Regions from separate parts of the Homo sapiens genome. Here regions 1 and 3 are each linked to region 2. The links are chromatin loops, found by intact Hi-C in ENCODE. Cell type or tissue: gastrocnemius medialis. All regions are shown on one strand. Links, peaks and the distances in the headings refer to the core of each region. The heading gives the core; the rest is flanking DNA.

Region 1 (2,500 bases), core at 1-2,500, 97 kb after region 2:
ATGTGAAAAATTATTTAAAATAATGTGTAAAATTACCTTCCAGCTATGTATATAAGACACATGAATTTCGTGTTTAGACTTGGGTTCCATCGCCAAAATAGCTCACTCTGTATAAGTAAATATTCCAAAACTCGAAAAAATTCTAAATCCAAAACACTTCTGATTTGAAGCATTTTGGATAAGGGATACTCAACGTGTATTTGTTAAATGAGTAATAAAGGCCTTAAGTGGGAATAACATAAGGTGAGGAAAAATTAATCCAACAAGAATGTATTTCATGTCTACTACGTGCAAGACACCAAGAATCCAGGCGGAGTATGTCACAGGGCCTGACCTTAAGAGCTGCTGTCTGATGAGGAGCCAGCCAAGCATACTGTAACAGTATAGTGTGACATGCACTATTCACAAAGTATGTATATGATATTTCAAAAGTGTACTGGAAGTGCATCTATATGAAACTGAGCTGCAAAAAAAAGGTGTGCAGACAACAGGCATGTTTGCATGCAGTTTGTGATGGCTGAGTTAAGACGGGAGGGTGGGGAGAGGCATACAGTACCAGCAGAGGCAATTAAAGCAGGAGGCAAAAAGGAAAATTATAATTGGCTTTTGGAATGCTCTCCATGATATATCCATCACATAACTCTAACACCATTTCTATGTGTGACTTGATTTATTTTAGTTGAAACTACAGAAATCATCTCTAGCTAAGTCCAGAAAAAAAGAACAATCTTCTCAGGATCAAAGTCAGTTGAATGACTAAACACTTGGGAAGGTTAAGTACCAACGCAGCACAGAGAGCTTAGAAAAGGGAACTCAAGGATCATTTTACTAGAGTACCATCAGTAACATGACTCAGCTATACCCTGTCTAGAACCTAAATTATAAATCCCCAAGAGAGATGACTTAACTGGCCAAGGCAATATTAGAAACTGTGACTCAATCAGTTACAGCTGGATCGGGGCACAGCACTGGGAGTCACTCCCAAAGAAGTGAGAGACACTGGGCAGTCATCCAAAACTCACCCGCTACACTCTACCCCAGATTTCCTGACACATGGTGTAGCATTCCAAAACAAACCCTTACAAGGACACTGCATAAGACAATGATTGTAAAATTTAGGAATCCTCATGAATTTTTTATGAGTTTCACGAAAACATAGCATTATGTATGGCATGACAGGGCAAAAAAGGGGAGAAATCACTACAGTAAAGAAGTACTAGTTTAATAGACTCGAGCTAAAGAATACACTTAGACAACACCACCACAGAATTTGGGACGAGTATGCTGGAAATTATACAGTTAAGCTTAAAAGTTATCAAAACAATATCCAAAGTTTTTAGAGTGGTTTTGGCAATTAAATTGCAAGCTTAAAAAAAATCCAAAAGACAGTTTTTTAAAAGTCAGATGAGTACAACAAACCAACAGTTGAAACTGACATTTAATGTCATTTCTAAAATAATGTAACACATTTCCTAGTTGTAATGGTAAAAGAAATTGAGCACTCAGAAGGTCCTTAGATGCTTTAGAAACATCTATAATGCCGCCGGGCGCAGTGGCTCACGCCTGTAATCCCAGCACTTTGGGAGGCCGAGGTGGGCAGATCACGAGGTCAGGAGATTGAGACCATCCTGCCTAACATGGTGAAACCCTGTCTCTACGAAAAATGCAAAAAATTAGCTGAGTGTGGTGGCGCACTCCTGTAGTCCCAGCTACTTGAGAGGCTGAGGCAGGAGAATCACTTGAACCCAGGAAGCGGAGGTTGCAGTGAGCCAAGATCGTGCCACTGCACTCCAGCCTATGTGACAGAGCAACACTCCATCTCAAAAAAAAAAAAAAAAAAAAAAAAGCCATCGATAATGCCTCATACCTCCTTCTTAGCCATCATTCACACTGCAGTTATAAATCACTGGTTATCCATCATAATAAACAATCTTGTTTATCTCAGTCTACAAAGAATAACCACACTTCTTATGACCAGGGCCACAATACACAGAGAGATAACTGACATTCTTAAACTGCAAAGTAAATAAAACTGCTATAAATCAAATAATAATTTGTAAAGTATTCAAATTTCAAAGTATTATATCGTCAAATGGAAACGTGTATAGACCCAAATAACTCAGGACACTTTGTTTCTTCTTTACTGGTGAGAAGTGTCAAACTCAAAGTACTTGATGTTGCATACTACTCTACCATTATAAACTGGTAAAATGCTCAACACTAAACCACACAGTACATTCCATGAGGAAATATCTATAGGACCATTTTCAAAAACATGTTTCACGGGACCTTAGTTCCAGAAGATATAGCTGAAACTATCATACTGGACTTTGTCAATGCGTATCAGTTTAATGAGCATGAAAGAATCTGAGAAACCCTGCAGTAAAATACATAATGCTGTCAATCCAATGTAGTTCCTGGAGTGTTGCAACACTCTGAGAAACTCCCAAGCACACACTTAATATAATGAAGCTATAAACCAGAATGTCCCTTGTGTCCC
Region 2 (5,668 bases), core at 1,462-3,961:
GCCGAAGCGGGCCGATCACTTGAGGTCAGGAGTTTGAGACCAGCCTGGCCAACATGGTGAAACCCTGTCTCTACTAAAAAAACAAAAATTAGTCGCCCGTGGTGGCACCCACCTGTAGTCCCAGGTACTCAGCAGGCTGAGGCAAGAGGATTGCTTGAACCTGGGAGGTAGAGGTTGCAGTGAGCCAAGATCACGCCACCGCACTCCAGCCTGGGCAAGAGTGAGACTCCGTCTACAAAAAAAAAGACATTTTGGTCCTATGATATAGTAGGATATTTTGACTCTTTTTATTTCCTTGCCTGCAGCCTTTAGTAGGAAGTTCTTCCTTGATGTAGTGATGAAACTGAATATAGTTAAATGGAAAATCCTTTGACTTGCAGCTCTGCTCTTAGAGAGCCCTCAGTACACTGACTCCTGAGGTCAGTCCAATGTGATGGCCTCAAGCTGCTATCTCAACAAAAGCGTTTGAGAATGGAATACTTAGGATTGTACCTACAAGCAACGGCAGGGTTTTAGATTTGTAGGGATTCGTTTCCAGCTGTCCAAAGATGTCCATTCACTTTGCATCTGCAGGCTGGTTTTGGTAAACCAGCAGTTTGTCATCTTTTGCATCTATCATGTAGGATATCCATGGCTAAGATATCCATCCTTTTTGAACTTTTTTTTTTTTTTTGAGTTGGAGTCTTACTCTGTCGCCCTGGCTGGAGTACAGTGGCGTGATCTCGGCTCACTGCAACCTCAACTACCCAGGTTCAAGTGATCCTCCGGCCTCAGCCTCCCAAGTAGCTGGGAGTACAGGCGCGTGCCACCACGCCTGGCTAATTTTTGTATTTTTAGTAGAGACAGGGTTCGCCATGTTGGCCAGGTTGGTCTCGAACTCCTGACCTCAGCTGATCCACCCACCTCGGCCTCCCAAAGTGCTGGAATTATAGGCGTGAGCAATGGCACCCGGCCCTTTTTGAACATTTCTGAGCACACTGGATGTCACTGTAAGTTAAACCTCTCTCTGTCTCTCTCCTTCTCTGTCTGTGTTTCTCTCAGGAAAAATAGTTTTAAAGCACAAAGATACTTTGAACTTGTGAAGTTGAAGTTGAAGTTGAATTCCAAATAAGTTACAGTTTTAGTAAAGAAGTGAGAAAGTCTTGTTTAAATTGGCTGTCCTTTTCTGGTGACATTTTGGTTTCGTTTCCAAAAAATGAGTCATTTTTCATTATATGAGCTTTGTCAGTACCTACCTATAACATCGACAACTCAGGGACAGTCAGTTCATGCTTTTCCAGAGCCCTTATGGGCTCCTCAAAGATCATCAGGCAGTTTTGGAGGAAGAACTTATAAATTTCAGTTTGACTGTTTAACCATAATCTTTTTCTCTATTTTCATTCTTAATATATTTCCAAATTAGACAAGGACATTCTTCTTGTCCCATGCTTTGAAAATATGGTTGTATGGCAGGCTGCCTTTTTACCCTGGCAACAGTGACAGCCCTCGTGTAGGCACATGTCCAAAGGAGGCCATCTCCTTCCATTTCTGGAATGTGAAAAATCTCATTAAGTGCTTTTTCATGCTTTGAGGAAACTGAAAAGTAAATAAAAGCTTTCATTTTGAAAGCATCAATATCACAGGGAAGGAAACTCCACCCCTTTTTACTGATGTGTACAAAATGTGCAGGACACTTCGTGGCTAATATTTTTAACTTTTCTTTGGTAAAGCGTTCATAGACTGCATGGAATTTGCAAAAATTTACATTTGCACGGTCTGCCAAATAGGCAGACAGATGGGCAAAGTCATGTTTGTATTTGGACAAGATAGCATCAACATTCTTTTTTTTTTTCTGCAGGTGGATTAAAATCTTCATAGAAATAAAAAGGATGATTTGAAACTCCATTTTTTCAAATCAAAGTATTTACAAGTTAGGAGAACTGTTTTTCATTGCCATGATTGGATGCAGCACTTGGTTACTGTAGAAAGCATGATTGTTGGTGGGATCTGGCAGAATCCGCTGCATGTTGTAAAGGGTCAACACAGCTGCCATCGACATTTCTCCCTTTGTTCACCCACGTGATATTTCAGTTACAGCCTGTAAATGAGGAAATGTGCCCCTACTCAGTTTCAAAAAACAATCAAAGGAGCAGCACAATCACACAAATTCATTTTTGTAGTTTGCCCTAGCTAATTCAGCAGCCACTATTTTCAATTGGTGTCTTTTGTGGAGACAAAAAGCTTTTTGGTTAATGTGGACATACTTGCCTATCTCACTGAGGACTTGTGAGGCAGTCTCTACAGTCCCTTCTTCCACCATGCCCAACCCCGAATTCTCTCTGCTTATTGCGCAGTATCCCTTGTTTTGATTCTTTACCTCCCTCATCCAGTTGTCTGTGTCACTCCTCCTGTCGTTAAAATAACATGGCCATTTGGGTCACGCGGGCATTGATATTGCAACACCATTTCCTCATTTTCATCACCTGAATGCTTAAGAAAACATGGCCTCAGTAGTCACCATGCTAAAATTAAACTAGCAGTGTCTCAATACAAAGCACAACAATTAATCCGCAGGCAAAGTGGATGGTCACGTTCAAGATTATAGCGCGCTTAAGTTACATCACAAGGAGTGACATAATAATGGATGATCCACTATGGTGTACTACAAATCATGGTGGTTGTCCTCAGCAACAGACACTAAGGAAGGTGATGTGCCCATTTGGCACTAAAACCAGTGTTGCCTTCGGCCTCTGTTTCTGGGGTTGCCATGTGGGTTTTATACCTTTCCCCTAATCTCCTGTATCAATCACTGAAAACCTCGACTTTTCTCTTCCCAAGGGAGAGTTTACTTCCCTTTAACTTTTTGGCTTCTTCTTTAGGACTTTTAGTGTTAAAAATGGTACAATCCCAGACAAATGGGATAGTTGATCATCTTATCATGTTTATAGAATCAAGAAATAATGTCTCAATTTAAAAAGTCAATTGTATTTATAAACACTAGCAACAAACAATTGTAAGTTCAAATTTTTAAAATGCCACTTACAATAACATTTTTAAAACATGAAATAAGTAGGGATAAATTTAACAAAATATGTTCAAGACCTATACCTGAAAACAATTAAACATTGGAGAGAGAAATTAACAAAGAGCTGAATAAATGTAGAGAAATACCATGCTAATAGATGAGAAGACTCAACATTAAGATGTCTTTTATTCCTAAATTGTTCTATAGATTCAATTCAATCCAAATCAAGATTTCACCAGGAATTTTTTTTTTAGAAATTGAGAAATTGGTTCTAAAATTTATATAGAAGTAGAAAGGACCTAGAATAGCCAAAACAATTTTGAAAAATAAGAACAAAGTTGGAGGACTTACACTACTTGATTTCATGAGTTACTTGAATCTTGTAATAGCAATTAAGACATTATAATGTTGGCATAAAAATGAAAGATAGATTAACAGAACAAAATAGAGTCCAGAAGTAGATGTATGCATATACGGTCAATTGATTTCAACAAAGCACCAAAGCAATTCAATGGGAGAAAGGATAGTGTTTGCAAGAAATGGGACTGTGACAACTAGATCTCCATATATTTTAAAGAATGATTCTTGGCCCCTACCTCACACCATATACCAAAATTAACGAATTCAAAATGGGTCAGAGATGTAAATGTAAGAGTGAAAAACCATAAAGCTTCTAGAAGAAAACATAAGAGAAAGCCTTTGTGACCTTGAATAAGGCAGTGTTCTTTGGTAGGACACAAAAGCACGAATCATAAAAGAAAATGTTGATAATTGGACTTCATCAAAATTACAAACATCTGTTCATTAAAAGACACTGTTAAGTATAAAAGACAAGTCACAGACTGAGAGGAAATTTTTGCAAAATACTTAGCTGACAAAGGGCTTGTTACTAGGATACATACAAATTCTAAAAACTCAATTTAAAAAACCCTCAAAAACAAAGAAACAAACAAAAAACAGCCCAAAGACTTAAACTGGCACTTCACCAAAGAAGATATAAATAGCAAATTAGCACAGGAAAAGATGCTCAAAATCACCAGAGAAGAGGGAAATGAAAATTAAAGCTACAATGAGATACCACTACACATCTATTAAGAAGGCTAAAAATTGAAAATTAAAATTAAAAAACAACCGACAACACCAAATGCTGGTGAGGATGCAGAGCAACAGGAACACTCAGACATTGCTTGGTGGGAATGCAAAATGCCACCACCACTCTGGAAAAGTTTGACTTTATTTTTTTTTCCCAAAAGTAAACACGTACTCACCACATGACTCAGCAATCTTATTCCTAGATATTACCCAAGAGAAATGAAAACATATGCCCACACAAGGACCTATACATAAATGTTCTAGCAGCTTAATTTAATGATAGCCAAGAACTGGCAAATGGATAACAGATTGTGGCACATCTATATAATGGAGCCCAGTCAGCAATAAAAAGAAATAAAGTACTGATATAGAATTCCACATGAATAAATCTCAAAAGCTTTATGCTGAGTGAAAGAAGGTAGTCTTAAAAAGCTATGTACTGGTTGGGCACGGTGGCTCACGCCTATAATCCCAGCACTTTGGGAGGCTGAGGTGGGCGGATCACTTGCGGTCAGGAATTCAAGACTAGCCTGGCCAACATGGTGAAACTAAAAAATACAAAAATTAGGCAGGTGTGGTGGCGTGTGCCTGTAATTCCAGCTACTCAGGAGGCTGAGGCAGGAGAATCACTTGAACCCAGGAGGTGGAGATTGCAGCGAGCTGAGATCACACCACTGCACTCCAGCCTGGGCAAGAGAGCAAGACACCAACTCAAAAAAATATATATATGTGCTGTAGGATTCCCTTTATATGCTATTCTAGAAAATGCAGATTATAGAGATAGAAATCCAATCAGTGGTTGCCAAGAGTTGGGGTGGAACACAGAATTTCTGAGGGTGATGAAAATGTGTATATCATGATGTGGTGGTGGATGCACTATAACATACATTTGTCAAAACAAGCAGAACTGTACATTTTTAAAGTGTGAGTTTCCCTGTGTGTAAATTATACCACAATAACCTGACAACAACAAAAGAGAGAGACGTTGGACTGCATCCATCCCACTCCACTTCTTACCAGGGAGCTCCCGGGAGCCTCTCTAGTGTCTGTCCTCCCTGCCCTGCCTGGGGTGGGCTGAGCAGCACAGCGTCCCTGCAGAGAGAATGGAGAATGGGCAATGCCCACACAGGGGAGTGGCATGGGGTGAGAAGGAACCTTAGTCCCGTCAGCCCTGACCACCAGCCCATCTCTCATCACTGTTCAGCAGAGTGAGCTCAAGTTGGGTTTCTGGCATCTATTGGCAGAGCCAGGGCCAAAACGCAAGGGGTGGGGAGTGTTGTACAGGTTAGGGCTGACTGAATGATCAGCCCTAATCTGTACAACGGATCTGTGCAGTCTGAGCTTCCACACAGCAGCAGCTGTCCTTGACCCCTTCCCCTCCTAGTCGGCCCCTCCCTGACCTTCCCAGGCCTGTGGGAAGTCCTGTTAAGTCCCAGGCCATGTCCACTTTGTATAAAATACTTAAAAATAAGGCCAGGCACAGTGGCTCCCGCCTGTAATCTCAGCACTTTGGCAGGCTGAGGAGGGAGGATCACTTGAGGTCAGGAGTTCTAGAGCAACACAGCAAGACCT
Region 3 (2,500 bases), core at 1-2,500, 340 kb before region 2:
CCGAAAAAATGGGGCAGCTGCCCAGAGAGAAACCCAACCTCCGGGGCCGGGCCCCTATCGCCAGCCTCTCGGGAATATGGAGAAGTGTGAGGGCCACATCCAGGCTGTGACTACACTGACCTGAAATGTGCCTCAGTTTCATTGGCGAGAAAACCACATGACCCACCTCTCACAGGGCACTGCATCCAGTGGTCCCTGGCCACACTGTAACCCATTTGGAGGGCAGGGGGCTGAGAAGACCATAGCCTCTATGGCCAGGATGGTGAGATGGCCCAGGAGTTTTGTAAAAAAGCCTCCTCCGGGAAGCCCCCCAGGAACACTGTGGTGCTGGTCACTTGCCCTCCATGAATCCCCAAAGGCCAAGGACCCATGCTTCCCCTCCACGTCTCAGCATCCCATCCAGACTGGAGGGTCCTCCCAGTAACTCCTCCAGAGTCACCACGGGGACCACAAGTCCGAGGAAAATGACGCAGGGGCTTCAGTCAGGAGAGCCCCAACCCTGCCCCTAACCGGCTCTGGGGCCCTGGGAGGAGGCTGTGATGTGCCTCTCTGGGCAGCTTTCTCTGCTCAGTAAATTCAAGATGATCTCAGAGTTGTCATGTGGCTTGAAGGACAGGCATGGCAGTACAGGGGCCTGATGATGTCGCCTCCCTCCCCAGAGGAGCCCTCACAGAGGACAATGGCTCAAAGGCATTCCTGGACCACTAGGATTTCAGAGGAGTCTCCAGGAATGACCACAGATGCAGCCACGGAGCGGGCATAGCTATGCCCCCACCCAGGTCACACAGAGCCCCTCAGCCGGTTCTTTGACCCCTACATTTGACTTCAGGTCTCCTCTGAAGCAGAGCTCTCCCAGCAGAGGCCTTTGAAAAACCCTGCCCCAGCTGGGCTCAGATGCCAGCCCTGCATTCCACCGCAGGGCGAGAGGACAGGACGACAGACCGGAAGGCGCCAGCACGTGCAAGGTTAGAAGCCAGTGTCACCTGATTTCGGAGCAGGTTAGTTTGAGCTACGAGATGAGCCTGCAGTTTGCCTTGGCACCACTGGGGGGCGGCTTTCTCAAGCAGCGAGACAGGCTGGGGTGGGGAGGTCAAGGCAAAGGAAGGTGGAGAGACCAGGGAGGTGGGGAGAGAGAAACAGAGACACACAGATTAAATGCAGGTCCACACGCCCCACGCGCGGGGGCCACCCCAAGCAGATATGGGCCCTTGAGGCCGAGAGAATTAGGGGGAGCCCGGGGGGTAAGGAAAGGGGGTGAACTCCAACTGCAGAGGCAAAAGGTGAGCGTGGTTAGCAGCACAGGGGGCCCAGCAAGCACGGCCCTGCCCGGAGGACGGGGCCACCCCAGCCCCTCACCAAAGGATGAGTGGGGCCAGCTCTGCACCTACTGGCTCGCTCCAGCCAGGGACAGGTCGCCTGGGATCGCGTGACGAATTCCACCCGGCTCGCCAGGCAGGGCGGCGCCGTTCCAGGGAAACCCAGGAGGCCCATTCTCAGGCTGGCAGGTGGCCTGGATCAGGGCTGAGGGGCCAGGGTGGCACGGGGGGCAGGAATGGGCCTAGGGTGGACCTCACCCAGGCACCCACAAGGGCCTCTCACTCACCGGCCTGGGCCCTGTATCGTCCCCACCCCCAGTTCAGCCACCTGGGGCCAGGCAGGAGGAAGCCTCCACCCTCGGGGTCCTAGACACCCGCCCTCTCTCAGCCCCCTGCAGACGCTGCCCCGACCCGCCTCCAGCCCTTACCTTGGCAATTTTGGCTTCATCCTTCTTTTTGGCAGTTTGAAGGGACTCGTAGTGGTGCCGGGCACTGTCGTAGTCCACCAGCTTGCGCCCCCGCTTGGCAATGCGTGACTGGGGCAGACAGAGGAGGGCACTAAGCGGGGCCTGGCACCCCTGCTGAGACTCCAGGTCCAGTGGATCCTGGAGGGACCCGCAGGGCGGGCAGGAGACCCCAGCTCCACAGGAACCCTTGAGCCCTTGTTGCTGGAACCCTCCTCGTGGCAGAGAGCTCACCCCCTCCTGGCCGTCCAGCCCCACTGTGTGAAACCACTTCCTTGCACATGAGCCCATGTGTCCGTGTCCACCAGCTGGTGACGTGTCAGCCAAGTCTTTTCCTTGGCCTGGCCCCTGGCTTCTCATCTCCACAGCCACCAACATCAGACTCAGGGAGCTTGAGGCATCTGCACTGGGGACCCCTGAGGCTAGCATGAGCATGACACCCCCATCCTGCCCACCAAGGGGATCTCGTCCAACCCAATGGTCAACCCAGGCTTCCATGTGCACGTTACCGGGGACCACTCGCCTCGGTGGATACCAGAGACACTGCCAGCTCCGAGCACCAACCCAGGCCTGGCAGAGACAGCAGGCTTTGCGAATGCACACAACCACACGCACACACCCACACATGTAGACCCAGACAACAGGTGACATGCACACATACCCTTCCAAGCACCCATGGTGTAAACACAGGGGACCTGCAGGCACACACATGTGTAGGCC

Evidence for each region. Peaks named below come from ENCODE experiments on the same cell type or tissue, not always from the same donor. Only the 100,000 strongest peaks of a DNase experiment are listed, where the experiment ranks them.
Region 1: it touches region 2 in a loop (6-fold over the local background); 3 of 110 quality-filtered maps call a loop at or near these places.
Region 3: a loop joins it to region 2, with 4 times the contacts of the local background. A loop is called at or near these places in 6 of 110 quality-filtered maps.

What each region holds. Positions count from the first base shown.
Region 1 is chr2:127,507,886-127,510,385 of GRCh38, forward strand. All of the region lies in intron 2 of IWS1 (interacts with SUPT6H, CTD assembly factor 1), which reads right to left. Among named protein-coding and RNA genes, the nearest start is that of IWS1, 17 kb to the right of the region's middle. In gastrocnemius medialis, for the core only: no CTCF peak of the experiment used is centred there; a DNase peak (open chromatin) is centred at 976; H3K4me3 peaks cover 503 bases; H3K27ac peaks cover 2,500 bases.
Region 2 is chr2:127,409,736-127,415,403 of GRCh38, forward strand. LOC124908047 (translation initiation factor IF-2-like) reads right to left here and starts at 619. Exons shown (of 3, transcript XM_047446883.1): 1 at 561-619. The coding sequence starts at 619. RefSeq lists enhancers at 1,090-1,289, 1,430-1,479, 5,653-5,668. In gastrocnemius medialis, for the core only: no CTCF peak of the experiment used is centred there; DNase peaks (open chromatin) are centred at 2,026 and 2,436; H3K4me3 peaks cover 286 bases; H3K27ac peaks cover 1,597 bases.
Region 3 is chr2:127,067,180-127,069,679 of GRCh38, forward strand. It overlaps BIN1 (bridging integrator 1), which reads right to left. Exons shown (of 19, transcript NM_139343.3): 6 at 1,745-1,852; 7 at 984-1,076. Among named protein-coding and RNA genes, the nearest start is that of BIN1, 39 kb to the right of the region's middle. RefSeq lists enhancers at 221-852, 853-1,483. In gastrocnemius medialis, for the core only: CTCF peaks have their summits at 1,048 (motif pointing right) and 2,099; DNase peaks (open chromatin) are centred at 1,022 and 2,062; H3K4me3 peaks cover 861 bases; H3K27ac peaks cover 2,500 bases.